Regions from separate parts of the Homo sapiens genome. Here regions 1, 2, 4 and 5 are each linked to region 3. The links are chromatin contacts, found by Hi-C or POLR2A ChIA-PET in ENCODE. All regions are on one chromosome and are shown on one strand. The core of a region is the stretch at or near the end of the contact, and the rest is flanking DNA. Distances in the headings are between cores, read along the strand shown. Region 1 holds the start of HMGCL (3-hydroxy-3-methylglutaryl-CoA lyase). Region 2 holds the start of SRSF10 (serine and arginine rich splicing factor 10). Region 3 holds the start of ASAP3 (ArfGAP with SH3 domain, ankyrin repeat and PH domain 3). Region 4 holds the start of LYPLA2 (lysophospholipase 2). Region 5 holds the start of HTR1D (5-hydroxytryptamine receptor 1D).

Region 1 (2,700 bases), core at 139-2,638, 340 kb before region 3:
TAAATATAGATGGATAGATAGATAGATAGATAGATAGATAGATAGATAGATGATAGATAGATAAAATTCTAGTTCTTTGTTTTAAATAAAGTTTGTACCCACTAAATTGATACTGTGACCAATTAGTGGGGTACAACATACAGTTTGAAAACAGTGCTCTGGCCGGGGGCGGTGGCTCTCGCCTGTAATCCCAGCATTTTGGGAGGCCAAGGCGGGCGGATCACCTGAGGTCAGGAATTTGAGACCAGCCTGGCCAACACGGTGAAACCTCGTTTCTACTAAAAACACTAAAATTAGCCAGGCGTGGTGGTGCACACCTGTAATCCCAGCTACTCGGGAGACTGAGGCACGAGACTCTCTTGAACTCGGGAGGCGGAGGTTGCAGTGAGCCGAAATCGCGCCACTGCACTCCAACCTGGGTGACAGAGTGAGACTCCATCTCAAACAAACAAAACAAACCAACAAAACAAAAGAGAGAAAAACAGTGTTCTCAGCATTTTCTTTGCCTCAGGGCCATTGCGAATGCTACACCGTCTGGAAAGTTTTTCTTGTATCCTCTTCACCTGGATAGATTTTTTTTTTTTTCAGCCCTTCAGAAAGTACACCTAGATAAATCTTAATCATTTTTTTAAGGTATGAAATCTAAGGATGCCCCCTCTCTGGAGCTGCCTGCCTGTGTTTGAATCCTGAAGATCGTGATGCGTGAGTTAATCCGTGCTAAGAACTCGGAACAGTGAGTAGCAAATCGTTGCTTCTTATAGTGCAAGTTAGAAATGACACAACTGTTTGTGTAACTATTAATATGTGTCTCCTCACACCTCCCACACTCTAAACACAAGAAGCCACAGAATTTGGTTAATTTCTTTTCATGTTTTTGTTTGTTTGGTTTTGGGTTTTTTGTTTTGGACAGGCTCTCACTGTGTCGCCCAGGCTGGAGTGCAGTGGCACGATCTCCGCTCGCTGCAACCTCGCCTCCCGGGTTCAAACAATTCTCCTGCCTCAGCTTCCCAAGTAGCTGGGATTACAGGCGCCCACCACCACGCCCGGCTTTTTTTTTTTTTTTTTTTTTTTTTTTTTTTTTTTGGATTTTTTGGAGAGACGGGGGTTTCGCCATGTTAGCCAGGCTGGTCTCGAATTCCTGACCTCAGGTGATCTACCCGCCTCGGTCTCCCAAAGTGCTAGGATTACATGGTGTCCAGGCTGATTCTGTTCATCTTTATATTCCTAGCGTCTCACTTGGCCTGGCATGGAAGAGGCGCTCGGAATCAAAACGGAGAGAGGCTGGGGGTGGAGCCAGCTTCGGAAGTCACGGCGGAGGGGCGGGGGCGGGGCCGCGCCCACCAGACGAGCCATCGGTCACGCGGGGCCCAGCTGGACTGCCGCGGGGGATTCTGGGCCAAGATGGCAGCAATGAGGAAGGCGCTTCCGCGGCGACTGGTGGGCTTGGCGTCCCTCCGGGCTGTAAGTGCCCCGAGCCGCCGAGGCGGCGGCCCTGCAGGCACTCTGACTGTCAGGGTTGGGGGCTTGGCCCGTGGTGACTGCTCTCTTAGAGGCGAGGCCGGACAGCTCTCAGGCCAGAGTCGGGAGGGCGTTGGAGTCCTGGACCCTCCCTTTTCCCCTCAAATCCTTTGAAGGGGATGGGAAAACTGAGGTCCGGAGAGGTGGAGTGACTTGTCTGGGTCATGGAGACCTGGGACGCCATCCTAGGTGCCCTGATTCCCCGCCCAGGGCCCTTTCCGATGACCCTGGCCCCTTTCTCCCTCTAATTGAACTTCAGACCTCTCCAACTCTTCATTAGTGAAAATCAAGAACACGCTTCCATTTCCTTCGTCTCCATTTCCAACTGTTGTTGCTTTTAGAGATGCTTGGGGAACTATCCCAGCCTACCGAGCGGGACTTGCGTTGATTGGAGCCAAGCTGTGATTCCCTTGGAATTGCACTTTGATCCTGTTCGATCCTGATGTTTTCCCCTCTCCCATTCTCAGCGCAGAAAAAGTGTGGGAGACGTAGCTGTATGGAGCAGAAAAAATAAAAGCTGAAGCTAGGGTGTCCCAATAGTTCTGCCACTTTCTAGACTTAATGACATAGTTATTTACTTTCTCTAAACCTCAGCTCTTTCGTCTGTAAAACGGACAACATTCCCTTGGGGTTGTTTTGGAAATTAGAGAAAATGTAAGTAACACATCTGGCAGTGTTCTGGCTCCTAATAAGTGATCAGTCGGTGGTGGTATTTTTACCTTAGGGAGTTGAGAAGGAGTTATAACTGTATAGAGGGAAAAATACACTCCTGGCACTGGGTCCCTCTCAGAAAGCCACGTTAATATCTTTACTTGGCCATTCACCTGCACCACCTGCTCATGTGTAAAATGAAGATGGCAATTCCAACTTGGAAAGTTAAACGCAATAGTAGATATTAATAAGCTTTTAAGAAATATTTGGTGTAATGAGATGGCCCTCCATGGGGTTCCAAGCATAGGAACCAGTATTAGTATTAGGCCTAGATATGGGTTCAAGTCCAAGCTCTGTCACTTTCTAATTGTGATTTTTGGGTAACCTTTCTGAGGCTTAGTTTCTTCACCTACGGAGTTGGGATAATAATAGTCCCTGGCCTGTAGTTTAACACTGGGTTTAGTCAGTATTCGCTGTTGGTGTTGATGCAGGTACACCATACCTCAGGACACTGTGGCACAGTACTTGTGT
Region 2 (2,700 bases), core at 101-2,600, 500 kb before region 3:
CCAGAAGTTGACTCTTATCGAGCAGGAAATGGCTCTCAAAAGGGCCTCCAAAATCAAAACCATACTAAAGATTATTTGCTATTTTCATGCTCATTCTCTTACAAACGTGGAGTTTTCCAGAGGGTACATGATGTGTGATAAAGGGTAGTGGAGTGTGTCAAAGTTTTCTCTATTTTTTTTTTTTTTCTTTTTTGAGACGGAGTCTCACCCTGTCGCCCAGGCTGGAATGCAGTGGTGCAATCTCGGCTCACTGCAACCTCTGCCTCCCGAGTTCAAGCGATTCTTCTGCCCCAGCCTCCCAAGTAGCTGGGATTACAGGCGCGCGCCACTACGCCTGGCTAATTTTTGTATTTTTAGTAGAGATGGGGTTTCACTGTGTTGGTCAGGCTGGTCTCAAACTCTTGACCTCGTGATCTGCCCGCCTCGGCCTCCCAAAGTACAGGGAGGGATTACAGGCGTGAGCCACCGAGCCCAGCCGAAGTTTCCTCTATTTTAAGTTCTCATTAACTATTTATTAATAGGTATAACCCACACTTTTTTTAAAAAAAGCTCTTTGGAATCTTCCGTAATACACAAGAATATAAAGGCGTTCTGAGACCAAAAAGTTTGAGAACTGCTGCAATACAGGTCCGATGCATACCCAGGAAGCCGTCAGCAACAAAGAATACACTACAAATGACCACAGTCATGAACCTACAGTGTGAGGTTTGGTCCCACCCAGGTTGGGAGCCAAATGCGTGACTAAGTGGAGATGGCTAGGGTGTGGGTGAGGGGCAAAGGCAGGCTGAAAACACTGGAGAGACAGGCCCAGCTCTGCGCAAGGGCACACACCTCCTTCCTTTACACACTCAATACAAGCTGTAAATCCTTCTTTCGCAGGTCAGGGCATAACCTGGACCAAACGGGAAATTTAAGGCAAAATAAAAGCAGGACATTAACTTGGACCAACCGGGAAATTTAAGGCAGCCTCTCTGAACTAAATAGTTTAAAAATCTGTCCATTTAGTAGTAACCGCAAAGTTTGGCCTAGAGACTAAAACATCTGCTTCCTGATTTGGGGGTGGAGATGAAGTGGAGTGTAAGGTAGAAAACGGCGGGAAATGAAGACCTAAAGAAAGAAAGAACAGGCTTGGGGGAGGGTAAGAGGCACCGCAAGAAGCCAACGAATGACACCGACGCTGAGGCGCGTGCGCCAGCCCTCCGCATGCGCAGGCGGACGCCTGGTGTTCTCGCGGGAAAGAACCGTTGCGCCCGACTTTGCGCGGAGGTAGGAGGGGGAAGTGGAGGCGGGAGTGAAGTCTCGCGAGAAGAGTCGGTTGCCGTAGCAGAGCCCTCTAGCTGTGTGTGTCTGAGGCTCGGCCGCCTGAGCCGCGGACGGTTTGCTGAGCCCGTTAGTGCGCCCGGCCGAGACACGCCGCCGCCATGTCCCGCTACCTGCGTCCCCCCAACACGTCTCTGTTCGTCAGGAACGTGGCCGACGACACCAGGTAGGTACAAGGCAGGTACTCCGGGCCTAGGCGGGGAGGCCGCAGGCGCCTGGAGAGGACCCTGGTGGTGGCGGCACTGGGCCGGGGGAGGGGACGGAGTGAAGATGGCGGGTCCCGCGCCCGCTTTGGCGCCGAACTAGGCCGCGCAGCGGGCCTCAGCCGCCGCGTGGGAGCGAGGGCGGCGCCTCTGCCTTCGCCGGGCCGCGTGGCGGGGTTTTTCGGTCCCCCTCCCCCTCCGCAGTTTGCAGCCCCTTTCTCCCTGCTTCCTGCCGGCGCGAGCAGCCCCCCGCCGCGGCCTTTCCGCGACCCGACGGCCGCCCCCCATTGATTTGAAGTTCACATTCTTCGAGGTTCACGCCCCCTTGGCCCAGAGATTTTTTTTTTTCCCCAGCCAAAAAATAGTGAGATGAAATAACGGGATCGAGGGAGAGGAATGTTGCTACCATTTATCTTTGTTGTTGTTGCCGTTGTTAATATTTGGGGGTTTTAATCAGTTGGAGGTGTTTGGAGAAAGGGAGCGTTGAGATTTGGGGAGTTAGATTTTTCCAGTTAAATGTTGCGAGTAGTTTTTCTTATTTCCTGGAAATTCTGGTCACCCTTTGAAAAGGGAGGTTTGGGAAGCGTCAGTCATTAGGACGTTGACAGCTAAGTTAGATTAATTCAGACGTACCTTAAATAGGCTTTGTTCTCACCATTCCCTTGTTTCGAGTTGCCTTCAGATTATTTTGGAAGAGTTCTTACTACAAGATGAGGCTTTTTATTTCACAAATAATGAATCTACACACAGAAAATAAGTGGTTTGGGTTTTTGGTGTTTCGTGGGGGTTTTTTGCTAGCTTTGTGATTTGCTTTTGTCTTAAATTTAAGAAGGAAAGAAAGCAATAATTCTTTCCATAAATAATTCTTTCCATAATTTCTAATAGTTACGTTAGCATCTAGAGAAATTTTCTCTTTACGTCATCTTGACACTTAACTATTTAAGAAGTTCGATATTTGTGACTTTTTCAGACCATATTTATCTACTGTTAAGTGTGTAAATCTGTCGCTAAAATTGGGGAGTAAAAATAAGTGCTTGGTATTTTTCAGAGTGCTAGAGTCGATTTGATGCTGTAAAAGTAAAAAAAAAAAAAAAAACAAGGCTTATATACAACCTAATGCTGCTGTACCTTTTATGAAAAATGACGGCTGTAGATAAAAATAAGTTGTGGTCATTCC
Region 3 (2,700 bases), core at 101-2,600:
AGTATATGGTCATTGTATAAAAGTTAGGATATACAGATTCACCAAAAGAAAAGAAAGTTACTCATAATGTCTTCAGCTAGTGCATATCTGTCTTCAGCTAGTGCATAAAATGTTGCTGGTGCAACATTTTAGTGCATATCTTTCCGGATTTTTTCTTTTCTTTTCTTTTCTGTGCGAGAAAAGAAAAGATTCTCTCAATCGCCGCCCTGTGGGGTAAAATACCATGAGGCCATTTTAAGAGGGGGAAATGCAGGCTTAGAGAAGCAAGCAATTTATCCAAAGTAACCAAGATTGGAATCTAGGTTCCTCTGACTCCAAAACCAATGTTCCTTGCTGCGGTGCTTTCCTAGCTTTTTACTTGGAGAACTTTTCCCCAGAGGACCTCAGGCTTCAGAACTAAACCTAAGTGGATTTCTATCCTGAACCCCATCCCTCATCCGCCCCAAAGGATGGTGAGCCAGATTAAGGGGTGAAAGGCAGGAGCAGGAAGAGTAAAGGCGTGGGTGCGATCTATGGTCGGGTAAGAGGGAACTAGTACACGCACGTGTTCGGTTCTTCGCAACATCACAATCAAGCGGGCATCAGGCTTCCCATTGTACAGATAAGGAAACTGAGGTTCCAGAAGAGAAGTAATTTTCCCCAAGTCACACAGCTAGCCAGGGGCCCCGATCCACACATCCCCGGGGCGGCGGGGGTTATCAGGAGGGAGTCTCCGGATGCCTGCAAAGCTGAGGCTGAGAGCTGGGCGTACGCAGCAAAGGAGGGGTGGGGCGATTCGGGGCGGAGCGAGGCAAGGAGATTGGGCGGGACTGGGGAGAGAGGAGGGAAGGGTGGCGGGGGGGTGGTAGGGCAGAAGGGGCGAGGTCATGGGGAACTCGGAACGAATCAGCAGAGGAGGGAGGAAGAGGGAGGGGGCTCTAAGACTCGACGCGGAGATGGAACAGCCTGGGCCGTGCAAGGGAGGAGGATTTGGAAGACCCAGAGCGGGATGAAACGGGACAGAGCCCTGAAGGGGCAGGGATGGGGGAAGGCGGAGGAGTTTCTACTGAGGCCAGGGGTGGGGCATCGCGCCAGGGGGCGGGGTCTGAGGCGGTGAGGGGCTGGGGGCGTGGCCTAGGGGGCCGGCGAGGGGCCGGGGAAGCGGCCTGACGCGGTGCGGGGCCGGGACCGGGGCCGGAGCCTGGACCTTGGCGGTGGAGGAAGGCGAGGAGCCGGGGGCGGGGCCGTCCCAGCTGAGGAGCGGAGAGCGGCTGGAGGGTCGGGGGCGGGGCGTGCGGAGGGGCGGGGCGTGTGGAGGCCGGGACGGCGCCCCCGGCCGGCGGTGAGGCCGGCTCAGCGCGGAGCAGCTCAGTGCCCCCCGCGCCCCGCTCCGGCAGCTCCACGCTCGCGCCCGCCATGCCGGAGCAGTTCAGCGTCGCCGAGTTCCTGGCCGTCACCGCGGAGGACCTCAGCTCCCCGGCTGGGGCCGCCGCCTTCGCCGCCAAGATGCCCCGGTACCGAGGGGCGGCGCTGGCGCGGGAGGAGGTGAGGGGGCCGAGGCGGGAGGGGTCGGGGGTCGGCGCCGGGCCTGGCCTTGACCTCCACAGGCGTGTCGCACCCGAGCTGCGATGGCCCTTCACCGCGCCCCGAAACCTGCCCCCTCCCTAGGTCTGGGAGGACCGAGCGCATCTCCAACAGCTGCGTCCTCACCGTCGAGGCGGGGGAAGGCCCGAGGGACCGTTTTGGGGGGCCTCGAGGTCTCTTCGATGACAAACTCCACAGGTCGGGGGACGTACCCCAAGTGCCCCGCGTGACCGCCTCATCACATATGTGTTTGCCTAGCGCCTTCCAGCCTCAGTTTGCGTTTTCATCTTCGGAGCCCCACAAGTGTGCCCCCCGAGTCACTCCCCTTCTGAGAGGCAGGCTTCCCGCCTCAGTCCTGAACTTTCTTCCCCCCGGCTGCAGAGAGGCCCCCTCCCGCTTGCGGCTGGTTCGGAGATTTGGCCCGCGTTTGTGGAATGAATGCGGATGGGAAGGCGCCAGGAGCCGGGGTTCACCTTGGCCGGGCTGTTGGCAAGTTTATCGTCTCCTCTCCCCTCCCCTCTCCTCTTTGTCTTTCCCAGCAAAGCGTCCCAGGCCTTTTCTTTCGGTCTTGCAGGCTGCCCCACCCCATTCCCATGCTCTTCGGAGTTCCTTCCATTCCTCTTCTCTGAACCTGCTGCAGCTTTCCGCAGCTCCTCTGCAAAGAATATTCTAGGACAGACACCCCGTGGCCTTGGTCCAACGGAGAATAATGTGTTTTTGCAGCTCCCCATCCAAAGGATGCCCTCAATTTGGGTGGCATTTTGGACCTCAGCAACGGCTCTAGCCTTCCACCCTTCACCTTAAGTGTACTAGGCACCCACTGCGTGGCAGATACAAAGCTCAGTAGTTCATAACACCCTGCGCCAGTGTCAGGAAATCTGTCCTCTTCTCTCTTGTCAGGGTGACCCTCCATCTCGGAGTCTGTTTGTATCACTTTGTAAGGGTGATAGAGGATTGTGGAAGGAGCATCGACTTTGGGGAAGGCAGACCTTTTTTCTTTCCTTTTTTTTTTTTGAGACGGAGTCTCGCTGTGTCGCCCAGGCTGGAGTGCAGTGACGCGATCTTGGCTCAATGCAAACTCCGCCTCCCAGGTTCACACCATTCTCCTGCCTCAGCCTCCCGAGTAGCTGGGACTAC
Region 4 (2,700 bases), core at 187-2,686, 310 kb before region 3:
TCAGCCCCACACAGCACCCAGGTTCTGTCCTGGGCACAAAGAATAGTCAAGCAAGAAGTCCCAGGGCACAGGAGAAGAAGTCTGCCTCAGTTCCAGGGCTGAAAGGCAGAGACAGCCTCCCTAGTGGCCCAGAACATGTGTCTCTGGTTCTGGCCCAACCACAGGACCTGAGCTTGCTGGAGACAGGCAGAGGCAGGGCATAGGGACTGTAGGGCAGGGGGCAGAGGGGAGGCAGCGGCACGCCTGCTTCATTCCCCCTCTAACTCCTCAGGGGTGAGTGCCTTCCCCCTCCTCTCCAATCATCCCTGGGTCCCTGCCTCCCCAACTCCGGGCCCTATGGGAAATGGAGAGAAAAGTGCCAGGGAAAGGAGCTTCCATCCCCTACTCAGTGCCGCCTCCAACCCCCATCTCAACCTCCCCCCACCCAGCCCCCATCCAGCCTTCACAGCAGTTTCTGGCCCATCCATTCCCAGACCCCCAGGGGGCTGCCCATGTCCCCAGAAAGCGTAAGAACTCCACCCACCCCCAAACTGGTGCTCCACGCCCCCCCTAAACGGAGCTACCTGCTGCTGCTGCCACTGACTGCAAACGAGCCCTGGCTTGACCACGCTCTGGGACTCCCAAACACACAAAAGAATGTCAGGCTGGCTGGCCCCTCCCCATCCTCGGCGTCCTCCAAACTCGCCGGAAGCTTCCACTACCTGCCTCAAGTGCCTGCCCACCCCTCCCAACTGGCCTCACCTTCCATCTCTGACCCCTGAGGGCAGCTCCCCACAATGGGATCGTTCACCTGTGACCCGGGGTTCCTCTTCCCATGGGGAATGCACCTCCTGCCCTGAGCTGCGATTCCCTTCCTTCTCCACCGTGGGGACTTGCACCTCCCGCCCAGGCTCCCTCCTCGGAGGGGTGCCTTCCCCCTGACCTGTCTCTCTCTATACACCTTGAGAACTTCCACCCTGACCCAGGATCTCCCGCTCCCCACAATGGGAACTTCTGTTCTGACCAAAGGTCACCCTACCCAGTGAAATTTTCTACCCTGACCCAGGACTCCCACCTGCCCACAATAAAGCTTTGTACCTTTGACTCTGGGGAAGCCCCCGCCCCACAATGGGCTCTTCTATTTCCGACCCTGAAGTCTGTCTCTTTATACTCAGACACCCCCTTGCCTAGCCCCGCTCCACTCCCGAAGTCCCCAAGACTGGACAGCGCCTTCGCACCTCACTCCCCACCCCCATCCCCCCCATCACGGTTCCCCCTCCCCGCTCTCCGGGACCCTCCCGAGGCCGACCTCCCCCTACACGCCCATCCTCCGCAGCCGCCGGCTGGGTACCTCCACTCCCTGGGACTTCCGAGGCCGCTTGGGCGATTCTCCTCTTTCTCCCGCAGACACACTCTTCCCCCTCGGCCGCCCCCGCCGGAACTTCCGTTCGAGTCCCGGGAACCCAGCCATCGCGCTGCCGGAAGTAGCCTGGCCGACAGTACGGAACCCGGAAGCGGGGACCCGGCTTCGCTGGATAGAAGCTGCCATGTTGGAGGCGGCGGGGCTACTCCCTGTCATTCAGCCGCGCAGTCGCTGGGTTCTCACCCGCTCCCACCTTGTAGATTCGAGACAGGGCACCCAAGACTCCCACTTGCTACCACCACCCATGCGCCTCCTGGAGGAGGGCCGACCGGAAGGAGAGGCATCCCTCACACTATTGTTTGCATAAACTTTACCACCTTCCCATCCTCATGGGACACACCTCTTAAGGCCTCGGGTGTCTGCCACTGGCTTTCATGCCCTATTCCAGGATCATGAATGGAATGACACACTCTGAACCGAAGAGACCTTACAGATCATCTAGTTCTCCAGCCTTGAAGATGGGGAAACTGAGGCTCAAGGAAGGCATGTAAACAGCAACCTCGGGATTCCATTTAAATTCTGCCTCTCTGGATCTGCTTCCTGATATATAAAATGGTAATAACCACCCTGCCTCCTTCACAGCTTTGTTGGTAGGCTTAAATGAGGTTGTGTGAACATGGTTTATACAGTAAAATCACAGCGTGAGGTGTTAATCACGCAAAAAAGGACCTAGGAAAAATACAAAGGCCGTATCAGGAGAGCTGGACAGGCACTGGCAGTGTTAGCGCTGCCCTTCACAAGCAATGTCATGCAGACAGTGCACAAAACGCTGCCATCAAGCTGAAGTGGAAATAGGTATCAGGGACCACAGAAAAGTCAGAAGGCAGGCAAACTGAGTTGAAGGAGCATGTCCCTGAGAATGTGTGGGGATCTGCAAATAGGAAATGAGTCACACTTGACCCTCAGCCGCTTAGGACTCACTCTCCCAGCCTAACCTATACTAGTGTTTTCTTTGAACAGAAAGAAAACAGTACAGCCAGGCGCGGTGGCTCACTCCTGTAATCCCAGCACTTTGGGAGGCTGAGGCGGGCGGATCACGAGGTCAGGAGATCGAGACCATCCTGGCTAACACGGTGAAACCCTGTCTCTACTAAAAATACAAAAAATTAGCCTGGCGCTGTGGCGGGCGCCTGTAGTCCTAGCTACTCGGGGGGAGGCTGAGGCAGGAGAATGGCGTGAACCCGGGAGGCGGAGCTTGCAGTGAGCCAAGATAGTGCCACTACACTCCAGCCTGGGCAACAAAGCGAGACTCTGTCTCAAAAAAAAAAAAAAAAAAAAAAGAAAGAAAAGAAAAAGAA
Region 5 (2,700 bases), core at 79-2,578, 270 kb after region 3:
TAAGGAGCTGAGCGCAGTGGCTCATGCCTGTAATCCCAGCACTATGGGAGGCCGAGGCGGGCGGATCACGAGGTCAGAAGATGCAGACCATCCTGGCTAATACGGTGAAACCCCGTCTCTATTAAAAATACAAAAAATTAGCCGGGCAGGTGGCACGCTTCTGTAGTCCCAGCTACTCAGGAGGCTGAGGCAGGAGAATCGCTTGAACCCGGGAGGCGGAGGTGGCAGTGAGCCGAGATCGCGCCACTGCGCTCCAGCCTGGGCGACAGAGCAAGACTCCGTCTCCAAACCAACCAACCAACCAACCAACCAACCAACCAAAAAACCGGTAAGGACACAGAAGGCAAGGCCAGTTCCTCATGAGCTGCGAGAAACCTGGACACAAGCCATGGCCGGTGTTCGTGCCTCTTCACTGTCTTCAGTGGAAGCCTCTTGCTGGTCCTGTCTTTGTGCTCAAGTCTTCTCTCTCCCCTGGTTCTCTGCAACCAGGCTGGTTCATCTCAGCATCCCAAACACCTGCTGGGGGCTGGGGGCTGGCACTCGGAATCTGTCCTTTGAAGGATGCTGGGAGCTGTCCCTCCCCTACCTCTCTGACCGCCCCCCCCCCCCGCCCCCTTCCATTCATCCAGCTTGGACACCATCCGGCTCAGGGTCTTTCCCAAGACCCACTCCTTCACCTCCTAACTTTGCTCAAATGCTACTTTTGCAGGGAGGTGCCCCTGAGCCCTCACTTCCACTCCCTACCTTCTTTCTCTGCTTTCTTATCCTCCCTACCCTTTACCTCTATAAATATTTTATGCATTTTGCGTATTAAATGTGTTGTCTCCCCGCAACAGAACGGAAGCTCCCTTAGGTCTACCTCTGTTTTGTTCACTGCTGTATCCCCAGTGCCTAGAACATGCCTGACACAGTAGATCAATCAATATTTGTTAGACGAAGAAAACAAAAATCCAACTAGGAATGAACACCGGGGACCCGGACGGATAGGGGAGGCTGGACTTTCACCAAGTGTCTCTGGGCATGGCCCACCTCCCTGCAGACCCCTACCCCAGAGCCAGCCCACCTGCCCTCCTACAGGTGGGGGCCGGAGAGCGCTGGCCCGGGGCCTTTTCCACCTCCCTTCCGCTGCGCGTACCCACCCCGGGTGCTGGGCGGGGGCTGCTACGAGTCGCAGGCCGGGGCTCGGAGCTCCGGACCATCCCGAGCGGGGAGGCCGGGGGCCAAGCCTTCCTCCGGGCGGGCGGGGGGCCGAGTAGGGAGGGAGCCCGGCGAGGGAGGAGCTGGAGGAGGGAGCAAGGAGGAGCGGCGGGCGCGGGAAGGGGAGCGCGGAGAAGGAGCCGCAGGGCTCTGGGAGAGGCGGAGGCAGGTGCGGGATCGCGAGGGCGCGAGCCGGAAAGGGCCCCGGGGCGGCGGGGCGGGCGGCCCCCGAGTTCGGCGGGGGTCGCGGCGGAGACAAGGCGGCCGCGACGGGGAGACGCCGCGCGAGGAAGTGGATCGGGCGGGTACGCCGGGTGTGCGCACCTGCCCGCCGGGCAGCGGGTAAGCTCTCGGGGCCGCGTCTGCAGCCTGGCCCCAGCGGCCGTCCGCGGGGAACTGAGGCCGGGAGCGGCGCCCCTCCTGGGGCCTCGGGGGCCCGGGGCGTCCCGCCTCTCTGTGCCCTCGGACGGGCGCGCGCCAGGGAGAGGGTCCCGGAGGACCTGCCCGGCCGGAGGGAGGCCACCGGGGGTGGCCGTCCAGAGCCCCGGGAGAAAAGGGAGGACTGAGGCAGCGCCCAGGGAGGCTGCGGGATCCCACGCGCGCGTTGGGGGTGCCCAGCGCCCAGGCGAGAACTGGAGGGGCAGGAAGCACCCCCGGGCCGGGGACCGCGACGCCCCCCGAGGGGCCCCGGGCGCCAAGGGAAGCCGGGCGCTGCCCCCTGCTGGCCAGGTTCGGGCGCGGCGCCGCGGAGGGGCCTCCCCTCTCTGGAGAGAGTTGAAGGGGGTCCGGTGTGGAGCCCCGGCTGGCTCCGGGCTGGGGCTGACCGGCTCTGTGACCTTGGGCAGGTCACTGCATCTCTCCAAGCCTCAGTTTGCACGTCTGTCAAATAGAGGGGCATTCTCTCACTTTGCAGGGTCCCTGGAAATAAGTGAGATCCCCGCTAGATGCTTTTTTTAGAAACTGTAAAGTTCTGTATAAATCCTAGCTAATCACATAATGCCGGAACTGGAAGGGCACTGAGAAATCTGCTTTATTACAAATGGGGAGAGTGGGGAATCCGTCTTGCCCAAGGTCACACTACCAGTAGAAGAATCTAAGACTAAAGTCCCCAGGTCTGGGAAAGTTCGGGATTAAGAGCAGGGCTCTCAGTCAGGGTCCCGGTTGCATTAGCAAACTGGCCTTGGCCACCTACTAGCTGTGTGATCTCAGGAAAGCCCTTACCTTCTTTGAGGTGTGGTTTCCTCCCATATGAAGTGGGGACAACAATTCTCACCCCACAGGCTTACTGTACAAATCTAATGGGATTGTCACTCAGCACAGCCCCTGGCTCCAAACCAGAGCTCAGCCACTAGTGGCCATCATTTCTCTGAGTAGCAGCAGCAGCAACCCCTCCACTCTTCCTTGCAACCAGCTTCCAGTGTTTTCCAGTTGAGCCCGTGGTGTGGGTCTGCGCTGTCCTCTGGATCACACAGCCACTGGCTGGGGTCTCAGCCCTCCTCACAA

What was found. Hi-C counts contacts between places; a loop is a spot of excess contacts on that map. ChIA-PET counts read pairs that join two places held with the same protein, here RNA polymerase II (POLR2A). Pooled maps may share reads with other maps.
Region 1: a pooled map shows a loop between it and region 3 (6-fold over the local background). The contact joins the promoter of HMGCL here to the promoter of ASAP3 in region 3. A Hi-C loop is called at or near these places in 5 of 50 pooled maps. POLR2A ChIA-PET finds 5 or more read pairs at or near these places in 6 of 52 experiments (GM10248, HEK293T, K562 and 3 more).
Region 2: a map of ascending aorta shows a loop between it and region 3 (7-fold over the local background). The contact joins the promoter of SRSF10 here to the promoter of ASAP3 in region 3. A Hi-C loop is called at or near these places in 1 of 168 maps with a recorded cell type or tissue (ascending aorta) and 6 of 50 pooled maps. POLR2A ChIA-PET finds 5 or more read pairs at or near these places in 4 of 52 experiments (WTC11, activated CD4-positive, alpha-beta T cell, activated T-cell and 1 more).
Region 4: a loop to region 3 is called in a pooled map, with 5 times the contacts of the local background. The contact joins the promoter of LYPLA2 here to the promoter of ASAP3 in region 3. A Hi-C loop is called at or near these places in 1 of 168 maps with a recorded cell type or tissue (B cell) and 8 of 50 pooled maps. POLR2A ChIA-PET finds 5 or more read pairs at or near these places in 5 of 52 experiments (B cell, GM12878, HepG2 and 2 more).
Region 5: a pooled map shows a loop between it and region 3 (2.2-fold over the local background). The contact joins the promoter of HTR1D here to the promoter of ASAP3 in region 3. A Hi-C loop is called at or near these places in 3 of 50 pooled maps. POLR2A ChIA-PET finds 5 or more read pairs at or near these places in 2 of 52 experiments (AG04449 and H1).

Annotation. Positions count from the first base shown.
Region 1 is chr1:23,824,117-23,826,816 of GRCh38, reverse strand. HMGCL (3-hydroxy-3-methylglutaryl-CoA lyase) reads left to right here and starts at 1,388. Exons shown (of 9, transcript NM_000191.3): 1 at 1,388-1,461. The coding sequence starts at 1,402. LOC105376861 (a long non-coding RNA gene) reads left to right here. Exons shown (of 3, transcript XR_947068.2): 2 at 634-733; 3 at 1,229-1,277. RefSeq lists an enhancer at 519-1,387.
Region 2 is chr1:23,978,977-23,981,676 of GRCh38, reverse strand. It overlaps SRSF10 (serine and arginine rich splicing factor 10), which reads left to right and starts at 1,350. Exons shown (of 6, transcript NM_054016.4): 1 at 1,350-1,486. The coding sequence starts at 1,422. RefSeq lists enhancers at 1,026-1,075, 142-1,132, 1,086-1,415, 1,846-1,895, 1,133-2,123.
Region 3 is chr1:23,482,829-23,485,528 of GRCh38, reverse strand. ASAP3 (ArfGAP with SH3 domain, ankyrin repeat and PH domain 3) reads left to right here and starts at 1,350. Exons shown (of 25, transcript NM_017707.4): 1 at 1,350-1,524. The coding sequence starts at 1,396. RefSeq lists an enhancer at 486-585 and silencers at 776-825, 836-945, 1,066-1,515.
Region 4 is chr1:23,789,881-23,792,580 of GRCh38, reverse strand. LYPLA2 (lysophospholipase 2) reads right to left here and starts at 1,436. Exons shown (of 10, transcript NM_007260.3): 1 at 1,331-1,436. LOC105376860 (a long non-coding RNA gene) reads left to right here. Exons shown (of 2, transcript XR_947067.3): 2 at 1,791-1,967. RefSeq lists a silencer at 1,199-1,258.
Region 5 is chr1:23,216,130-23,218,829 of GRCh38, reverse strand. HTR1D (5-hydroxytryptamine receptor 1D) reads left to right here and starts at 1,328. Exons shown (of 2, transcript NM_000864.5): 1 at 1,328-1,539.